2 separate regions of the Mus musculus genome follow, and region 1 is linked to region 2. A link is a loop called in an ENCODE intact Hi-C map of the cell type or tissue named here. Cell type or tissue: heart. All regions are shown on one strand. Each heading gives the region's core, and the rest is flanking DNA. Links, peaks and the distances in the headings are about the cores only.

Region 1 (11,124 bases), core at 1,934-9,933, 250 kb before region 2:
CAAAGCAGAATGTGGCTGAAGATATATCTCAGTAGTCAAAGTGCTTGATTTGCAAGTACAATCTCAAGAACCTACAAAGAACAGGCTGGGTATGCCAGTATGTGCTTACAATCCTAACTCCTGGGAGACAAAGACGAGGATCCCTGTGGCTTGCTCATCAACCAATCTAGTCTACTTTATGAGTTCCAGGGTGGTGAGAGATCCTGGTTTCTCGAAATGAAGGTGATGGAATCTGAGGACCACAGAGGTTATCATCTGGCTTCCATGTGAGCATAGCCACACACACACACACACACACACACACACACACACACACACACACACACACCAAATAAATAATTTTTAAAACACAGGTGAAATGTGTCTAGAAAGTAGGGAGTGGTAGGCTCTAGGTGCCTCCCTTTGCTGTTACTTTGAGAGGTATGGAGATCTGCTTGTTGATTTCTCTCTTTTGATTTTGCTAAACTCTCCCATTTCTTAATCTCTTCCTTCACAACAATCCTGAATAACTTATTCTTCCTGTAGAAGTCTGAACATTTTCTGAACCTTTAGGCTCTTGGATTTCATTCTCACACTAGGTGGGAGGCACCAGTTTCATGTTCCATGTGTTTGATTGACCATGGAGATGTTCTCTGCGATGTTAAACATGGTTTCATGAGAATCAACAGGACCCAGAATTTTGTGATTAGATACTTGGGAGAAATAGTGAGTTAAATAAGTTTAGTGAGTTCTCAGCTACAGGACTGGCTAGAATTACTGATATGCTATTGCACAGTGTAAGCCTCAAAGATGTAAACAGAGCATTCTCATTTTTATAAACTTCCTTAGCCACACAAAGCCACTGCTACAGGAAGCCAGGAAAGGAACCAATGTCCTGGAGCAGCTTTGAAGAGCAGTTAGCTGGTTACATTCTATGGTGGCAGGCTGTCATCTAACGCTTCGGAATGGTCCACATCTCATCCGTGAAATGATAGAGTTGGCCTGCTGCCCGAAAACTGTTAATAGTACCACAGGGCTCTGTCCTTGGCCTTGAACATGTTTTAATTGTTATCAGGGATCCTTATGAAGGAAAAAGTGTCAATCATCCCATGGAAAGATGACGCAGGGCTAAGAAGGGTGGCTAATGGATCAAGGCTTAAACTTACCTTTATGTGTAAAACTGTTGGGCCAAATAGTCTACAGAGAGTGTGAGAAGGATGACTACATGGCTGTGTTTGTACTTCCAGGAAATTTATTTTTAACATATAATATGTGAAATTATAGGCTTGGTGGCAATTTATGTACATGTATGTTCTCTGAAGAGCTAAAGACCACAGCCCAAGAGGAGCCATTAGGGAACAGGAGACTAGTCCTCTCTTAAACTAATTCCAGTGAGGCTTCCTCAACAGAGGCGATTTGGTCTGGGAATCTGTTGGTTCCACATGAGCTGTCTCTTCCCCTTGCAACCTTAATTTTGCACATGTTTGAATACTAACCAAATACTGGCTTCATAAATGTTATATCTCTCGTTTGATGTAGTGTCCTCAGGAGATGCTTGAGGGACTTTTGTTATAAACATACCCAATTTACAGATGAGGACACTGAGGCTCAGCGATCTTACCACATTGAAGAGTCCACATTTGAGACCAGAGAGAATGCCTCAGAAACCTGAATATTCTTTTCTTTTTTCACTTATCATGTGTGAGCATGTGTATATGTGTGCACACAGGTGTATGTATACATGGATGTGTGTGTATGTTTGTATGTGTGCTGTCTGTATCTATGGATACTCACGGTTTTGCATGTGTGTGGGTACACATGTGTGTTAGTGTGCATGCATATGCATGCGGAGGTCAGATGTTGAGAATCATTTCTAGATCATTCTTCTGCCATATGAATTGATAAAGGGTCTCTCAATCAAACCGGGAGTCACTGACACACGTAGTCTCACTAGCATATTCCACAGATTGTTTGAGACTTGAATTGCAAGTGAGCCACCATACTTACGTAACAATTGACTTGGATTCTGGGGACATGAACACTGGTTCTCTAATTCACTTACCAAGCACTTTAACCACTAACCTACTTCCCCAGCACCAGAAGCCTGTGTTATGCATAATTCTTCCAGCATCGCCAGAGATATGGTTCTCATGATGCTTGGAGATTTGGAGGGTTGATTGTTAGGAGAGGGAGCCCTGAGAAAGCATGTTACATTCCGTGGGAGAGAAGCGTTCCTTTTGAAGAGAAACCAGTTCATGCTAAGGACACACGATTGAGTGGAAGTGGAAATGGCCCTTGGAAGTGAGAGAGTGAGAGATTTCGATTTAACCACAGGAAAGGCCTTCTTGGGGTGGGGCGAATCCAAGACAGAACTAGAAAGCTCTGTAAGCAGCTCACTAGGCGGCGCCTTCTCTTGTTTCTCTAGATCTGTAAGCAGAAGTCAAACAACAATAGACAAAGCCGATCTAGCCAGCAGTGTCTAGCTAGGTAATCAGGCTTGACAGATACCAGGGTTTCGTCTGTCCCAGCCTTTCAAGTGCTGGGATTGGAGGTGTCCACCACCTACCTAGCTCCAAGGAAGAACTTATAAAAGTCAGACAGAACCAGAGGTGATCCTCTACAAAAGAATATCTGAATGTGTAAATTCTGCTTTTGTGGCTCTTGTTACTTTTAAAATACCACCCACTTTAGAATTGAGGAAGTTATGTGTACCACTGCCCATTGCTTTAAAGACATGGCCTATAATACTTAATGGTGGTCAGGATACAAGGCAGTTTAGCTGACTCTTGAGGAAGAAGAAGAAAACTTGAAATCGGAGGAGGAGAAAGTGGGCAAAGAACTGTAAGTGAAGGTGTTACCCAATGAAAATGAAAGGTGGAACCCTACAGGTGAGCTGGTTCTCACTGGCACCTTAAAATACCTTCCTGGTGTTAATGGCTACTGAAGTACACGAGGGTTTTAGTGCCCTCGTGAGAATGCCTTGTGAGTCACTGAAGGAACAAGAGGCCTCTAAATTTACTCCAGATAAATTCCCCTGGAAAAGAAATCGTGAGAAACCTAAGCTCATCAGATTCTTGCCTTCAGAAGCCATTTTCAGAATAACCATCGATGAGAGAACTTCCAGAAGGGGCTAGAGGAGAAAGCATTTGCACTCAGCATCTTGCTTTAAGGTGATAAATAAGTGGATCTTTATTATTTGTTTTTATTCTTCTCCATTTGTATGACGTGCATATACATGAGTGTGTGTCTTTGTATATGTAGATGTGGATGTGTAAGTGCCACAATGAGTGTGGCGATCAGAGGACAACCTTGGGTGTCTGTCCTCTTTCTTCGCCTTGTTTGAGACAGGGTCTCCTGTTCACCACTGTACATCAGGCTAGTTGGCCCATGGACTTCTAGGATCCTTGGCCCCATTTTCCCATAGGAATGGTATGATTACAGGCGCATGCTGCCCTATGGCATCTAGCTCTGTATGGGTTGTGGAGATAGGAGCCCAGGTCTTCATGATTTCGTGACCAGCTCTGCTTCTTCTGCCCCATTTCTCTAGCCTCAACTCATTGCTTCAGAAACAGTCTCTTCCTTCATAGTATGCTTAAATCTTGTGTTAATTTATGGGACACTTAGAAAAGGTTTTACATGTTGTGCCAAGAAGTCGGTTATGACTAAAGGTAGCGCCATCTCATATAAGAGTCCTGGACCTGAAGTGTCCACAGGAATGAGGTACCTAGGAGAGGGTGACCTCTGGCCCCTGGCACGAGGAGGGAGACCTGGGATGGCTTATGCGGAGGTAATGCTCACAATTCCAGCAGGCATTGCTCCGGCAGACAAGAGAAAACAGTAAAACTCTCAGAGGAAGTGCGTGGTGGGCTGAATACCACAGAGGCCAACAGTGTACTTTCCACCTCTTCAAAGATCGATGGTTCTTCTCGGCTATAACTCTAAGGAACACTGGGCGATGCTGGTGGGTGGAAGAAACTCATGGCATCAGATGAGACATTCTTTGTAACAACAGTGTTATTCTTATTTTTTTAAAGTCTTCTTTAATCTTTCTGATTATGTGAAAAACAGTGTCTTAGATTCATGCTGGCCTGTACAATACAAACTTTAAATATCTTTTTTTAAAGTCAGGAACCATCCCAGTTAATGTTCCGGCCTCTCAGTCAGTTGCTCTCCAAAGTGAGGAAGATGGTGGGGGCTTCTTCCTAGAGCAGTGGCAATCAGCACTGCATAGAAGACCTGGCACTGGCTCAGATCTCAGCGAGTCTCACTAGTTTGGTTTTCGCATCTATCGTCTTCCCAGGCAGCCAACATTTCTCTGGCTCCTGTTCAGTAAGAAGGTTTTGTTTCAGTTGCATTTATTTTATGATCACCGTTCAGCTTCTACGTATTGTTTCTACATACTCTTTCTTTTGGCAGCTAGACTTATGAAAGGGAAGGGTAATAAAAGCGGAACATAGGGAAGGTGAATGTGATTGAACACAGTCAGGGGAAACGCACACCCATTTGATCTCTCGGGGTCTCTGCAGTTCTAAGTGTCAGTGATTGCAGGGATGAGGGAGAGAGAGAGAGAGAGAGAGGCCACAGAAGATAGCAGATTTACTCAAGGTCACGAGGCTCATTAGTGGCAGAGCTCGGAGGGGATCCAGCACCTCCAGATGCGCAGGCTCACGTTCTCTCCAGAACTTGTTCATAGTCCAGAGCCCCAGGACTCTTGTCAGCTAGGAGAGCCTTCTCTCGCCCCAGCCCTGGGCTCAGAATGCGAGGCTGCAGAGAACTTTGCCCACAGTCAACTATGATCCCTGTCCCCAAACCAACCATTGCTTGCTGTTTCATACAGCCCCGCTTCATTCTCCAGTGCTCCGATGCCATGTTCGGTGCTGGGAATTTGGGTGGGCCCAGAGTGCCTTTAGTATTACTGCTATAATTCAAAACATCCAAATTATTATTTTCTCCATGAGACGAAGCCAGGGGAACACTGTTAAGTGGAGAGAAAAGTGTTTGTTACGCTGGGCGTTCCAACAAAATGTCCTCCTTTGCCATTAAATCATAGCACTTCTAAATGAAAAGATATTTTGCAAACTTTGGCAATGACTGAAATTTGGACATGATACAGACACCCTCCCCCCCCCCTTTCCATTTTGTGCTTTTTCTCCATGTGGTCTCAAGAAATACTATTTGCTGGCTTAACTTTCCTTGTTTCTCTTTCCTCACGACCCAAGTTGTCCATTCTCCCCAAAGACCTCAGCTTGGTTTTCTGCCCACAAGTTATCATTTTAATAAATAGTGAGGCTGATAAGTAGAGGCCAGAGAGAATAGCCTTGTACCCAAATGCATTGTTTCTCAGAACCTCTCTTTCTTTAGAATTAATCATAAACACATTTATGGAAAGGAATGTGCATATTACCATGAAGCCCCTAAAGAGAATATTAATGAGGGTGTATTGACAAGACAATTAAATCTGTGTGGGCTGAAGGTGATCAATATTATCAATGAAAAATAATAATCTCCCAAACCATAAAATCCTCTGCTGAACTCTTGTGTTCAGTTGTATGCCCTTAGTGTGAAAACTCTTCTTGTGTACGTATGTGTATGTATGTGTGTGTGTATGTATGTATGTGTACATGTAAGTGTAGCATACATGTGTTAATGCATGAGTGTATGAGTATGTGTGGATATGGAGGCCAGAGAAGGAAGCTTGCTATCCTATCGCTTTTTACCTTATTTCTTTGAGACATGTCTCCCACTGAACCTGAAGCTTGCTGTTTCAAAAAGTCATGTGCCCAGTGATCTCCCAGGATCCTCTTGTTTCCTTCTCCCCAAAGAATAGCATTACAGATATGCCCAGCCATGGTTGGCTTTTGCATGGGTCACAGGGGACTGGAAGTCAGGCCCTCATGTTTGTGCATCAAATGATTTTACTGACTGAGCCATCTCCTCAGGCCCTGCTTTGTGAACAATTTCATCAAGCACTTCTCCATTTCTAATTAGCCTCCGATGTCACAAAGAATCTCTTGGTGGAATTGATGCTTCTCAGGCCCCGGCTTCTCTCTTCTCCTCTCCTCCCTGGACAAAGCATGAACAATTCCAGAGTGTGGCTGCCACACCCTCAGCTCCACTGTTGGAGCTCAAAAGCTAGGATTAGCAGCTGGGGAAATCCATTGACAGGCCTGGGATGTGTCTGGGCCCACAGCTGGGCTGCTCTTGTACAAGACCCGAGGGACATGGAACAGTAGATTGCAAATCAAAAACTCCCTCAGCAGCCTGGCTCACATTATGAACAATTCTCTCTGGTGGATCAAGAGGCAGGAGGCAGGAGGCAGGAGTTGAGTTGCTCTCCAGCCAGATCATGCATGCCTCATCTCTCAGTGGCCTTGGACATGCCTCTCTGAAAGCTAGGCTCTTAGGTCCCTCCTTTCTTCTGGTTGTTTTTTGTTGTTTGTTTTGTTTGTTAGAAGGCTTTTTGGGTTTTGAGGGGAGGTTTATTTTATTTTATTTTTTAAATTTTTGCAAGCTCCCCTTCCTTAAACAATGACCTAGACCTCTAACTCACCTTTGGGATATTGAACTCAGAACTCAGGGTCTGGCAACAGAAATCAAGAGGCATCATTCTGTGTTCCATGGCTTAGAAACAGGTGGTCCTCCTCAATCAAGCATCTTGGGCTTCCTTCCTTCATTTATGGAATGCTTATAAGCGCCTTTGTAGGAACTCTCTGTGTGCAAGATATACAAGTAACCCAGCCCTCATGTGGCTTCCATTCTCGGGGTGTGGAATAGTTTCATGTTTTTCAAGGCCCAGTAAAGCTATAAACTCACATTCCTTTACAAAACAACAACAACAGTGTGTTGGGCATATAGTTCACTGGTAGAACCCTAGCCTTACATTTGTGAGGTACTGGGTTCAATCCCCATCACTGCCTGCACCTCTCCTCAGTCATCGCACAAAACTTTGCACAAACATTTTGTGCAGATGAGATAGCTTAGTGGGTCAGACAGCATGTGTTCAGTTCCTAGGATCTACTTGAAGGTAGAAGGCAAGAGCTAAATTCACGAATGTATCTTTATTTTCATATGCATGCATGATGCACAGGTGAGCATGCAAGCAAAACATGCACACATTAGTGACAATAAAACAGTTTTAGTCAAAACAATTTTAACACAGTGACAGCAGAGTACTCTATGATGCATGGCTGCCTTCTCTACGTAGGGTCCAGAGTGGACTGTTTAGACTACTCCACCCACAAGTCTCGACCAGGTTTGGGAAATGGAGAGTCAATGTGTGTTCATTGGAAGGAAGGAAAAATGGGGTAGTGGCATGAAATAAGTAAGCTTCCTGCAAGTCTGGCAAGAGATTTTTCTTTTATGATTCAAGGGTCAAGAGAGAATTTTTCTAGGACGTAAGTAACCACTGTGCATCATACATTGTTGAGTGATCAGGTATTGGCTTTTTGAGTTTGGAGTAGTAAGATAGTGGTTTATACAGTGGAGTCAGCATATGTGCAGATTCTAAAGGAATCCTAGACCTGGAAAAAAAAATAAAGATACCTTTCCAAATTAACATGAATAGAATTACATCCTGTGATTGCATCCCACAACTTCCTGAAAAGCCTCTGACTACCTAAGCAAATAAAACTAAGCATGCTTCAGGAAAGCAGAAATTGGGACAAGTTACAGACACCAATTATCCTGCAAGGATCGGTTCATCTGGATGGAGAGACAGACCCATGCAAAAATGGATGGAGTTGTTGATTTCTTCTCGTGATTCACATGGACTGTACATATGGCTTAGAATGCACGGACTGCAGATAGCTGAGCTGTTCCAAGGTTCCTGAATTTCATCCCATCTGCCTGCTTGGCCGGCCTCTTCTTTCACCCCTGTTCAAATGCTTCCTTTGCATCCAAAAGTAATGAAAAGGGAGAGGAGGCTCTGACAGCGAATTCTGTTAACTTCATTGCTGGAAAAAATTACCAAGAACATGATTCCCAGTTCCAAACCCAGTGACGGGGAGGGAAAGTTGAGTGAACGTTCTGGCATACGATGTCCTGGGATTTTATGAAAAAAAAAAATCTTGTAGTCTTTGGAAATAAAACTTGACTGAGTAATCACAGTACATGGGAAAGGATCTGTTCTCAAGGTGACTATTTTACAACAGGGACTGTTTCGGGGCTAATGTGTTTAACAACTGATACACCTCATCAGCGTGAGCTGGCCTCATGTGTAGAACAGTTGCTGGAGGAAAAGTCAAAGCTGGATGTGAGTCTCCTCACTGCCCTTAGGTCCACTTCCCAGCCTCCTGAGCCTCAGTTTCCCATTTGGGATACAGTGGAGGCAGTGATCAATCAACCATGGATGGTTCGAAATGAGCTCAAATGAACGACATTCATAAAAGCACTTCTAAACTGCAGATCTGTTCTCAACGGCAGTAGTCTTCAACATCCTTGCTGATGCTATTGTTATTCACTTCTATCCCTCCATGAGCATGCTGGGAAACAAACACTGAGCCTGGATGGAGGAGACACTGCAGGTTGAGCCCTCCGATTATTCTCTCTTAGGGGGAAGTAGATAAAGTACAAAATTTTGCCTGGCAGTGATGGTCGAGGGCAGCTGAATCCTGTCACAGAAAATTTAGAGGCCCTCCCCTTTTTCATTTCCCTCCATGAACTTCTGCCTGTAGTAATAAAAACCCCCATGTTCCTGTCTGTGTCGCTTCATCTTAGGAGGCTGACTTTTATATGAATCTTTGTCCCCGTGTGGGGCAGCTGAGTATTATTTCGGCCTCATCTTACCGATAAAGCAAGGGAAGTGTGTGACATTAAATGATTTGCCCAGGTCACCTAGAAAGTCAGTGATGGAGTCTTCAAGAGAAAGACTTCTTCATTCCCTATCCAGCCACCAGAGGAGCCAGCAAAGTGAGGGAGAGGCCAGTATTAACCACTAATCACTTGCCATAACCTCCTTCCAATCCTGTTTGTATGTATGTATTATCTTTCTCTCAGTCTCTCTGTCTCTGTTTCTCTCTCTGTCTCTGTTTCTCTCTCTTTCCCCCCCCCCTCTCTCTCTGTGTGTGTGTGTGTGTGTGTGCATTTTTCTGTGTAAGTGTGGTCAGTTACATGTCATAGCACACACATGCAGGTCTTGGATGTTTGCCTTCACCTCCTGCCTTGTTTGAGGCAGGGTCTGTTTGTTGTTCCAGGCTATGTGCACCTACAGGCATTCCCTAGTCTCTGCCTCCCACCTTCCACCTTGCCATAGCACTGGGAATGCCAGTATGTGCTATGACACCAGAGTTTTACATGGGCTCTGAGACTTCAAACTTAATATTCTGCTTGCACAGCAGCAAGTATCTTACTCACTGAATCACCTCCTCTGGCTTGGTTTGTTTTTAACTGTATAGCTGGCTTTTCTGTAAGGCTACATAATAATACATCATCAGAATGTAGAGATTATAAGCATTCTTCTATGAGCAAAATTTACTAAATCCAGGAGCCGGGAAACAGCAGGGGACACTGAACAATGTTGACAATGACCATATCTCTGTGGAGCAGGATTAGAAGACTCTAGAAGAAAGATTTGTTCTGGGAGCATTTAACCCTTGGCTCTGAATCTCAGGATGGCCTCTTAGCACCTGAGCTACTTAAAGCAAGTTCTCTGAATCTCTCTCACTCTCAAGATGGGAGGTTAAGTGTCTACTGCAAGATACTTGTGAGAATTCCACGAGTCTACACAAGCACGTACTAATGTGAGCATACACAGGAGGTAGGGAAGTGGAGCTTTCATTTTGGCCATAGGGTAGCATAGCAGTGCAGTAGACAGCATTTCCACATTTCCTGTATTTGAGCCAGTCAGTAATCATGAGGTTCTTGGCTGTGAGACTGAGGACACAGGCTACCCAGGGTTCTCTCTCTCTCTCTCTCTCTCTCTCTCTCTCTCTCTCTCTCTCTGTGTGTGTGTGTGTGTGTGTGTGTGTAATAAGTTCTGTATCATATTTACAGGTAATTGTTAATTTCTTCTTAAAGGGAGGATATTATTTTGTTGACTTCTGAAAAGAGGACAGACATATAACAGATTATGCCTCAGACAGTATGCTCCTCAGTATACAACTCTGGAAGGCTGGATGCTTGCTGCTGTCGTGACTATTTCCGTTTTCTGTTTGGCTTTCAGTCATCTGATGGAAGTCACCCTCAACCCCATTCCCTAGTCTTTCCCCTAGTTTATTTAGAATCCATATACATTATTAGCAAACTGATGAACATTGTTGATAAATGATTGAATGAAAGACTAAGAGGAGTTGGGGTGCAGGATATTAGGTTTAAGCTGGGGTTCTAGAGACTGAGTACATTTGAGGTTCTTGTCTGTCTCCACGTGGCATATATGAGTGTACAGGTTCATGTGTGTCTGTGTATGCACATCCATCTATGGGGTGTGTGGAAGTTAGAGATTAATACCAAGTGTCTTCTTTAATCACATGCCTACGTATGTTTTGAGACATGGTCTCTTATTGAACCCAGAGCTCAATGATTTGGCTAGGTTCTCTGGACACAGTAAGCTCTGGAGACCATTCTGTCTCTGCCTTCTCAGTGCTGAGATTATTGACTGATGCTGCCAAGCCCAGATTTCTACATGAGTACTGGGGATGTGAATACTGGTACTTATGCTTGCACAGCAAGTATTTTATAGATCAGAGTATCTCAGCTCTCTCCATCTCTTTTTATAGATATCCTACATGTATGAGGAACAACCTCGATCTTACAGAACCATGTGCTCATCCATTAGGCTAGCATAGCATCAACTTCTCTCTGAGTAGATGATGGATTTTAGATGTGAGTTACCCATGGAGGCATGAGTCTGCACACTTGCACATCGCATTCTGATGGGGAAAATAAAACAGATAACTAGCAGATATACCATGTGCCAGAAGGTTCCAAGTCCTGGGAAGGAAAAGGAAGCCAGATTCAAAAGGTCAGAGACAGAGTACAGTTTCAGACTGGATCATCAGGGACCATAGGTAAAGGGGAATTGAGCAGAGATTGAAGGGAAAAGCTGAACCTGTGCCTAGGAGAGGAAAGGGATAGGGGACCAGGATCAGCCAAAGCATACTTTCAGGTTTGGCTTTTACTCTAATGGTCGCTGCAAGCCACAGGAATGAG
Region 2 (11,124 bases), core at 2,028-10,027:
TTTGCTCTGCAGGTAAGCCCAGCTGCCCACATGCAGGTAAGCCCAGCTGCTCACATGCAGGCAAGCCCAGCTGCCCACATGCAGGGAAGCCCAGTTGCCCACAAGCCTCTTTGCTCACTCATGCTTGCCCCCTCCCTCAGATTTTCCTCATTGCCAGTTGTGTTGCTTCCCTTAAGGGTGTTGGAGCTGAAGAGCCAGCATACAGTGCTTTTTGTCTTTACTTTGAATCCATATACAACCATTTTAAAATGTATCTTAGGCCACTATGGAAAAATGGCCTACACAAGACAAAATCCAAAGAAAAGGGAGAGAAGGAGGGGGGAGGAGGAGAAGGAGAAAGAGGAGGAGAAAGCACGGCTATAATTAAACTCACAGTGTTTTATTTAGGGGTTATTTGCAAGACTTCAATTTATTTAACCTTTCTTCTGCTTAGAGACTGTTTAAATAACTCTTCTATCAAAAGTCAATGGGAAGAGTAGGCCCAACTAACACTAACATCGTGATTAGTCTCTGCTTACTAAGTTCCTTTTAACAGTCTGTGGAATCACTTCCATGGCCAGTTACAAAGTGTGAAGTCGCGGTGGAGTGGTGAAAAATGTGAGCGTTGGAATCAGAGCCACTTCTGTGCTTAGCTAACAGCTCCTCGGCCTTATGCAAATTAAAGAACTTCTGGGTCTCCTGGTCCTCATGTGTGAACTGTTTTAGTCTTGTTAAGAGGTGTAGATGAACGCATGTGTGCAAAACACCTCGCACGTAGTAAATATTAATGCTTCCTTTACTTGTTTTATTATTCGTCTTCTGTTTCCGCCAGAGCCCCATTCCCTCTAAGGAAAAAAGATGTGTAGAAAGCTGCTCAGAATATGAAGAGGGATGGACAGAGGTGGTAAGTCATTGGCTGAGAGGGACCTTGTGTTTGCCTCACTGAAGGTGCAGAGCAGTGGAAAGGAGGAACAGGAAACTTCAAAATAAATTGTTTTTTATAATTTATATATACTGTATTTTTAAAGTTTAAGCCTGCTCAGAGATCATGAATATATAGGGACACAGATGACTGGTAGATAGATGGATCGGAAGGTAGGTGGGTAGATAGGTAGATAGACATGTAGATATGGAAATAGACAAGTAAATTGACAGGTAGGTAGACGAATGAAAGATGAGAGATAGATAGTAGATGAAGGATAAGTGAATTGATACAGGATAGATGCTAGAGATGGAAAGATGATTGAAAAATTAGATTTGGGTTGATACATGATAGATGATGAGTAGTTGATAGACAATAGATATAGGAATAGATGATAGATGTAGTTAAATATAGATGATAGGTAGAGAGATAGACATGATAGATAAATAGTTGATAGAGTATAACTTGATGATAGTTATAGTGATAAATAATAGATATAGATGCTAGACAGGCAGACAGGCAGATGAGTGCTGGCAAGAATCCTGGCTTTTGCTACTGTCTAACACTTTCTTGTGATGCTTCCAGGGAATTCTGTGTGGACAACAGTGGGCATATCCTTATGGTGTCAGAGGTCAAGGAGTTATAGAGTAAAGACAGTAGATTATAGTCACAGCATGAATCAGGAGATGAACTTGAGTTTCAGGCAGAGCAGCTTGTCTTGGCACTGGTTCTCAGTGGCATCTCTTCTCTATGTGTTTCTGGGGCTTCTTTGTAGGTGTTTTCCTTCTATCCATCTGTAGGTTTTATCCAATGGCTTTAGGTTCTTTTACTGGCCATATCATCCATAAATCAAGCTCTTTAATAGCTCAATAAAACCATAAGATTTGAGATTTTAAAAAGTGATTGCAGTACCCAGATGCTAATGAGACACATATATCTGAAACAACTGATTTAAAAAAGAAAACAGTGGAAAAAAAGGTCCCAGCATAACACATAGAGTGGCTGGCTAATTTACCACACTGTGAAGCATTCTACAGAACAAAAATGTCAGGCCCATATATTTTCCCATGAGTCACCGAGACACAAATAGAGTGAGCAAAACAGGGTACTTGATTGGATCTTCCATTAGGATCCCTCTGTCTGCCAGGTTATCACCAACAAACGCACTGACCTAGCAGGTCAAATGCCTCCACTATATTTCTAGAGCATGCTTTGTAGTCAATAATAAATAAATCCTAAGGTGTGTGATTACATAATGATAGCCACATTCACTCACCTGTCTATCAGAGAAGCCATATTTGAGTTTCAGCTCCCATCCCCTGGGCCTGTGAGGTACAAGCTAGAGTGTTTGCTTGTTGTGTTTAAACTTCCTGGCATCCCTGGGCTAAGTGCACTGGGGTAGAACTAGTCCCCACTGCTTAGTGATCCATTAGCTAATGGGTATGATCCTGTTAGCTTTCTATTTATCCCCTAAGCCATTAAGGTTCACCTGCTGTGTCTGTCAGGGCTCTACTTGACCAAAAATGATGGCTGAAATAAAATAAATGTCAAACTATGTATGATCTAAATGATATTATTTAAGACATAATTTGTTTCGTGGAAAGGTGAAGGTGTTACAAATTGTTACAAATGACACGTGGGATCCCAGACATCATATGCAAAGCACACTCTGATGTGGTGGTTGTTGGAGGAGTAAGGCTTCGAGATCCACCTTCCCAGTGCCCTGGTATCAGCTAATAGTGTCTGCCTGGGACTCTTGGAAATTGGTCATACAATTCTTGATCCACTTTTCAATGGATTCTTTATAATCTTTAAATAAAAATCCCTAGCTACTGGGAGAAGAGATGAGAGAGAGAGAAAGAGAGAGAGAGTAGTGAGAAGAATAAATATGAGCAATGAATGTGTGTGTGCTTGTGTGTGTGTGTGTGTGTTTAAATGTCATAATAGAACCCATTTATTTGTCTGCTAACAAAAAAATTTAAAAGCCAGCAAGCAAACACTCACCACCCCCAGTCTACAGAAGGCTGACTGGGGGTTTGAGTTGTGCCGGCCAGCTGACCTCATCTTTTACTGCTGGCTCAGATATTCTGTCATACGGGTCCTTGATATGTGATACTCATCCTCTGGAATATTCTCTTCACCCAATGCATCTTTCCAGTATCAGCTGGAACTCCATTTTTTCCCTTTGAGGGAGCCCCTACTGTTCCTCCACACCCGGGTAGGTCTTTAGCTCATTGTCCTTTTGGCTCCCTGCCTTCCAGAGTCCCATGCATGACCAAAGTTGTGTCTGCCTCTCTAGCTAGATGATGCTTCCTTGAAGGAAAAAAACAAGTCTGAGTTTTTCCCACCACGCCTCTCCACCACCCATCACATCTTACTGCAAAGGTGAAGGAAATTATTTTTGTCTTGAGAGACCCAAAATATAGAAGGAAATTTAGGTACAAAGTGTCCAGAAAAATCATTAGGTACTTCTTGGATGTTACTCCTTACAGCTGAGGAGACCCCATCAATCCTTATCACATTAGTAATCATTAACTTGACCTATATTGATAGCCTTAGCAGCAATATATACTTAAGAAGTCTTCCTTGGATTGGTGCTCAATGAGCAACTGTTTTCGTAAAGTGGGTCCTTAGATAAGGATATTACACAACTCCTGGCTCATTCCTCTGGGGGTCTTGTGTCTCTTTATGCTGTCCCCTTATTACATCTGCAGGGGCAGAGGAAGGATTCAGCAGACTCGACAGATGAGCAACTGTCTCGTCCTCTTTTGCACGGACAGAAATTGGAATCATTCTGATTTCGTTTCTACATCTCCAGTACTCCCACTCTTTTCTAGGCCAGGATGGTCTCATATTTTTCAATACAGCTCTCAGAAAACATGTCGGGTATCTGCCTTGACCTATGGATATCATTCTATGTTATTAGGAGACAGTTTAACACTGTGCTCATTTGGCAAAAATAACCACGGGGGAGGGGGTCTCCCTAGGGCCTGTGACCTATCTGACAATCCACTGGTCCTTGATCCTGGTCACTGTTTCGGGTATGGTTTCCAACTTGTGGGCATTCTATATGTTAAAAAACATAGTATGGTTCTTAAGAAAAAAAGAAAGAAAGAAAGAAAGAAAGAAAGGAAGGAAGGAAGGAAGGAAGGAAGGAAGAAACCTCTTTTCTCTAGACACAATGGTGATTTTAAAACTTTTATGACTGTGTTTGAGCACATATGTGTACCAATAAGTATATAAACATCCATATGGAAGCCCACCTCATGTCATTCCACAATTGCCATTCACTTTTTTCCCTTAAAATAGTCTCTCATTGGCTCTAAACCTTCTAAGTAGCCTGGGCTATAAGCCCAGTGATCCTCCTCTCTCTGCCTCCTTAGCATTTGATTACAAGTAAGCTTCATTACACTGTGTTTTCTCATGTGGGCTCTGAAGATCAAACTCTGTTGTGCTTACAAGGCAAGCATTATACTACCTGGGTTATCTTGCAAGCTCCAAAGCCTTGTGACATGCCATTTCCAAATAGCCTCCCGTTCTTCAGATACATGTTTGCTTTTATATATGCCAGCAGCAACATGTGATAAAACATATCATCTCCAATTCATAATACATACCACAGTTTCCTAACACTCTATTGTGATTTCTCTATCCGCTACCACTCGATTTTAAAGCAAAACGTTTCATACAAGGGCGGAAGAGATGGCTTATTCGTTAAGAACACTTGCTGCTTTCATAGATGATCCCTGCCCCGTAGTGACTCACAGCCACCTGTAATTCCAGTTCAAGGTGGATCTGACACTCTCTTGTGGCCTTCTTGGACATCAAGGTGTCTTGTGGTGTGCATTATATGCAGGCAACAGTTATACACCTAAAATAAAAATAAATGAATCTTTAAAATGCCTTTCTACATTTTTTTCCAAGTGGACCTAGTTGTAGTTTTCTTTGCTCATCTAAATGGCTCTTGCTTTATAAAAGCATCCCATAGCACAGTGGCTTACTACAACATTGAGTGTTAGTTAATCTGCAGGGTATGAGGTCTGAGAAATAGCAGATCAGCAAGGGTGGCTGGGTAACTGTTTTAGACAAAAGACGTAAAGAGTTCATCTCCTGGACTATAGGTTTGGATCTGCTCCATGTGTAGGTGTTTCAAGAAGCTTCCTGGAAGTTGCTTTACCCATGGGTCATTCCTTGAACATAAGATGTAAGACAAATGTCAAAGATCGGACTCTGGCCTCTGTGCTTGCATAGTATCCCCTAAGCTCCAGAGATGATCTCAAGCCATCTAGCCAACCCTAACACAGCTGTCTGCCACTGCAGCAAAATGTCTGAGGTGAAAACTTTGGAGGAAAAAAAATTGGCTCATGATTATGAAGGTTTCAGTGGTTTCTTGGCCTGGTAACTATTGACATGAGACAAAGCAGAGCATCATAGCAGAGAGTCTGTGGTAGAGAAAGGCTGTCCATCTCAGAGCAGCCAAGAAGCATGGAGAAGGTTCTGGGGCAAAAGACATCCTTCAAAGGTAAATTTAGTGGCCTACAGTCTCCCTCTAGGCCTGGGAGCTCCCGAACACATTCAGCTACAAATTTAAAAATAGGTCAACCCACCCATGAATATCTTACAATTCAGTCACCTCTTACTATCATTTAGTACTTACCACTGGGTGGGGAATCATGCTCTCCACACATGAATACATGCATACATACACACACACACACTTTTTTTCATCACACTATGAGCCCTGAGATTGTGTTATTTACTGAAAAGCACCTGTTTCTAGTTGTGATGTGACTCAGCCCTTGGCATACACCTTTAATCCCTCTGGCTAGAATACAGACACACCCTTAGTTTATACCTTTAATTCCAAATAGTGAAGGTAAAATTAGTTTTTAGAAGGAAGCAGCCATGTTTAAAAAAATGATATCTAATTGGGTGTCAGACAGAGTGATGAATCAAAGAAAGATTTGACAGAATAGGATCTGCCCAATTCTCACAAGAAGAGAGGGGAAAGGAAGCTGATTAAGAGAGTGTGGTGCAGAAGAAGGAGGCATCTTTACTAGGAGAGTTTTACAGAAACAGGTTGAAGAGAGAACAAGATAGACACAGGTGAAAACAGAATACGCCAAAGAATGAGATGGAGCCAGATTAGAACAGATGTCCAGAGTTAGAGGCCAAGCAGAGAAAAAAGTCAGAGGCCAAGAACGCAACCAGATTGAATCAGTCAGCTTGTAGAGAAGTTTGAGCCAGAACAGCTTTGTTGACCAGTCATCCAGAAGCCAGAAAGAGCTAGGAAGGGGTGAGCTTATTCAGTAGCAAATCTCAGAGGCTGAAAACATTCTAGGCCTAGATAACATTGTACAGAGGCTAGGAACGTCCATAACTAGGCCTAGGCTAGCAAAATGAAACAGTAAGCCTTTGATGTGGCAATTACTACAAGACAATAAAAGTTATTTTTACGTGTGTGTGTGTGTGTGTGTGTGTGTGTGTGTGTGTGTGTGTGAGATGTCTTGGCACTTTCTCTCACCAGGCTCTTCACAACATGGAGTTGATGTATATTTATTTATTTCCTTTAGTTCCTGATTATCTCTTCCTCCATGACAACGAGCTCCTAGGATTACTCTATTCACTAAACTATTTGGATGAGTCAGTTGATAAATAAATGGTAGGTTATTTCAAGAATTTTTTTCACCTGGAATGCAAACTATGGGTCCCCTCATCTGCTTCATCCTGGCCATCTCATAAATGTATTAATCACATCTAAATTTACTCTAAAATAATTTCACTGAATCCTGCAATATTGGTATTTTTTTCCAACTAGGATAGTGCTAGTAGGATTATACTCTAAGGGCCATTTATCAAAAGCAAAAACAAAAACAAAGTCTGTTTCTTCTTCTCCTTGTATTCCTGAGTTGTTTGATTCTCACCCAATTCTTCTTTCTACCTTTGGCAGGAGTAATGAGTCCTCACTCGATAAACGATAAACGTATGGCCCGAGTCAGCACCCCCAGCATGTGCCAGTTTCTAAATGAGTCCCTTCATTTCCTGACTTTGATAGCCTGGTATCCTCATTGACGCTAAGCAGTATAGTGATATAATAAGATAGGAAAGTGGTCTGGAGATGTAGTGGGAAGAACTGTTTGCTTTTGCTTCTGATGAGTGTCAGCCATAGTTTACCTTTGGAAATCTAGCTAGACAATGTTGTGAAGTTTTCTCTTGTTAAGTAAAAACTGAGACTTAGGGATGGTCCAATGGTCTCCAAGGATGGTTTTCCTTTGGGCTTTATGAAGCAGAAAGGACTTGCAAGTTCAGTGTCTTTAATTTAAGATGTTTATTATGCTGGTAGATTATAATAGCAAGAAACAGGAAATAATTTAATTTAACATCCATTATATATGTGATGCTTTATACATATACAATGTCTAATATGGTCAAGATGACTAATGTGTGCTGGGTAATGAGCTTATTTGTGAATCGTTTAACATCATCCTGCACATTTTTGAACACAAATACCATCAGTTTCTTTTAAATAACTAAAGGTTAAGAATTTGAGTGATTTCTTGTTAAAGCCAACATTAGAATGTGTATATATCTATATTTAATACAGTATATACATAAAGATGTGTGTATATGTGTGTGTGTGTGTGTGTGTGTTTAAGCCTTCAAGTTCCAATGGGGACTTTGTGGGTTTATATGGTGATGTGAGTACTTCCTTTTCATCTGAAGTCACTGAACCTTTACCAGATGGCCCCAATGAGAACTGAACATGCATACTTTCATAGTGAATATTATCGGCCCATCTATTTGGATAAACCGTTTCTAAAGTCACTTGGCGGCTAACTTTGCTCTTTTAATTTGCCGTGTTTTCTTCATATCTTTTCTCATATGTGACAAGAAGAGGTCATGCTCATGACTTTCTCTTTTTGCTCTTAAAGAACAGGTCAACTTCTCCACTTAGCTAGATCCTGTACATCCTTCTCTAGGGTCTTTCCCAATGAGTCTGTCTGCCCCTCCCTTCCATGTACCACCCCACCCCACCCCAACTTGCCAGATCTAGCCTGGGTTCCATATCTAGTGCCCTGATCTAGTCTGTCCACCTCTGCCTGTGTCTCAGCCAACCTCTAAGCTTCTTCTAAAACACACCTGCCTGCCCCCACAACCCACAGGCTTCTCCCATGCCACAATCTACCTAGCTATCCAGCAAGATGTATTCCCACACTCCAGGCTTAGACTAGGACGCACATCCTACACACCAACTTCTTCCCCTCTGTCCATATTACTTACTTCCACCTAAGACATTTTCAACCTCCAATACCAGCACATCCTCTCTTCTGTCATAGCATGCTCTGCTCATATCAGATGCAGAACTAAGAACTCCACATCCTGAGATCTCATAAAAAAATAAAAAGATTAAAGATTAAGGTAATATTTGTACTGTAAAACATGTAGAAATGTTTGCTGAGAGTTGCCAAGATGAACCTGAGATCATATAATTTAAAAGAATAATTATAAATTTTATCGAAGAATTCAAAGAGCTTGAATAAGACGCAAAGAAACAGCTCAATGAAATTAAGGAGAAAAAAATAAAGGAGAATAGATGCCAGAGTGATTCCCAGGAAAGACAAAGCCCAAAAGAAATGGATGACTTTCTAGATTCTGCCAAACCACCAAAAGTTAAACAAAAGAAAAAGTAAAAAGAAAAACCTAAAAAGACCCATAACAAAGAAGGTTATTAAACTAATAATGAAAAGCCTTCCAATTAAAACTGTCCAGGCCAAGATGGATCCACAACAGAATTTTATTAGATTTTCAAAGATTTATAGCCAGTCTTTCTTAAACTATTTTTAAAAAGATAGAAGCAGGAGAACACACTTCAACATAATAAAAGCAACATATGAGGAATCTACAGCCAACGTCATCCTAAATGGAGAAAAGCTTGAAGCAATTCTACTGACGTCAGAGATGAGACAGAGATGGCCACCCTCCCCACTCCTTTTCAATAATGTACTGGAGGCACTAGTTGGAGCAATAAGGCAAAAGAAAGTTAAAGGGTTGCAAATAGGAAAAGAAGTCATCAAACTCTCCCTACTTATAGATGACATATTATACATTAGTGATCCCCAAAATTCTACTAAGGACACTTCTAGAAATGCTAAACAAAGCCAACAGTGTGAGAGAGCACAGAATCAACATACACACATGAATAGCCTCTCTACACACAACAACAAACATATAGAGAAAGAGATCATGGTGCGAAAAACTAAGAAACTGAAGAGGAACCATTGCCACCCCCAGGAGGTACAACAGAAAAGGAGAATAAAAGAGTATAGTGACCTGAAGAGGACAATTGGAAAAACAGGGAACTTTAATTAGAGATGCAGGAAAAGATAAGTACAGAAGGAGAAGGGGGCACTTCCAGTAAGGGTGGCTGGAAAAAAGTTAAGAATCATTGACTGTCTAAAAATACGTGTAATACACCATTTTATGCATAAATGAGAATATATAGTTTAAATAATTTTTGATCTCTGGGATGCTAATGCTTTCTCCAAGAGCCAAAGACAAACTAACAAAAATCCCAATAGCAGGTTTAAAAAAAAAAAAGCCTTCTTTTGAGTTGTTGGTCAAGAGACCCTCAAAACATTATAGGTTGTTACTGTTGTCCTTGATTGCCCTTTCAGAGGTAGAACATAAGTCCCTATTTTTGAAGATGCAATGCAATTCAGGTACAGAACCAGAGGCCCTTGAGCTTGAAAGCTCCCTCTCTGGGGACGAGCTTTCATGGTACCAGAAAGTGCCATGCAAGCTTCCAAAATGATGCAAACAACAGTTCTACCCAGCTATGATGCCCGTAAACCACCACAGCTAGAATGGCGTGTTAACTCAGCGTGTGCAACAGTGGTGCACATGCCTTGGTGGTAACCAACAACTCTCTAATTGGACTCAGTACCCACTCAACATGAAGGATATGCCTGGTACTGGAATACTAATCAATTTACCCTAGGCTGGTAAAGCCACGGATCTTAGTGGAGAACCTACAACGCCTACTTTATTAAACCAGCATAATCCCTAACTATATCCTAAATATTTGTCATTAAATCCACAACTGCAATTGGTACTCCACATCAAAGAAAGTTCTCTTCTCAACAGATGGAGACCATTCCAGAAATCTACAACCAATCAAACTGCACACTACAGAGTCCAGTCCCAAAGGATACATCTATAATACCACTCCTGCACCTAAGGTTCAGGGACCATTTTGGAGAAGACAGAAAAATGTTAAGAGCCAGAGGATCATAGAGTTTGCTGTGTGTGAGATTGTGTCTCCTAAGAATGTCAGAAGCTATACCCATAATGTCTTACCTACATGACTGTCTAAACATGTGCTGAACTAGGACAACATGCTAACATACACGGGAGAAGTCCCACTCCTATACAAAGAGTGACAAGCAACTAAAGAATGGTAAGAGTTGGAAAAACAATCTTCCCCAGGGAAGAACACTCTAATTGGTTATTCAATACCCTATGGTATTCTCCATGTATGTCTATGTGTGTGTGTGTGTGTGTGTGTGTGTGTGTGTGTGTGTGTGAGTGTGTGTTTATATAGACTCTGCAGCCATACATATATATATATATATATATATATATATATATATATATATATATATATATATATATTTCAATATATTCTTGCCATGGTTCCTGCTTCCTTGTCTCTTCCAAATCCTCCTCCTTATTACCCCGATCATCCATTTCCACACCATTTCCATACCTTCTTTCTCTCACCCTTTAGAAAGCAAACAGGAAAACAAACAAACAAAACAAAAAAACTATTTCTCTGGTCCCTCCATCCACCCACAATATTTTGCTAGTATATAAAGGATAATTTGGAAAGTAATTTTTACCAGCCTTGGGTATTTGATGTTCAATGTAGTTGAATTTGCTTAATAACTATAAGACATTTATGCTAAATTACTATTAGAAGAATGCTTTAATAACAAGATCACTGGACCAGAGAGAAGAAGAATAGCCATCAAGATCTAGGAAAAAAATTAAAGAAAATAATAAAGCTAATAGATAAGTAAATACAGACAGAAAGAATAAGTCAAATGTTATTAAAAGTTGAATATTAAGAGTCTGTTTCCCTCTGTTGTCCTGCCACAGGAGATCATGTTTGATTAGCACAATGTCTCCCCCTTTCCCTTCTCTGCTAAAGGGGAAGGAGCTTT

The links. A loop is a pair of places that touch in the nucleus more often than their neighbours do. Peaks named below come from ENCODE experiments on the same cell type or tissue, not always from the same donor. Only the 100,000 strongest peaks of a DNase experiment are listed, where the experiment ranks them.
Region 1: it touches region 2 in a loop (2.3-fold over the local background); 2 of 42 quality-filtered maps call a loop at or near these places.

The regions. Positions count from the first base shown.
Region 1 is chr11:45,259,207-45,270,330 of GRCm38, reverse strand. No RefSeq gene overlaps it. Among named protein-coding and RNA genes, the nearest start is that of Gm12159, 150 kb to the right of the region's middle. In heart, for the core only: no CTCF peak of the experiment used is centred there; DNase peaks (open chromatin) are centred at 4,790 and 6,190.
Region 2 is chr11:45,012,678-45,023,801 of GRCm38, reverse strand. No RefSeq gene overlaps it. Among named protein-coding and RNA genes, the nearest start is that of Gm51859, 70 kb to the left of the region's middle. In heart, for the core only: no CTCF peak of the experiment used is centred there; a DNase peak (open chromatin) is centred at 6,081.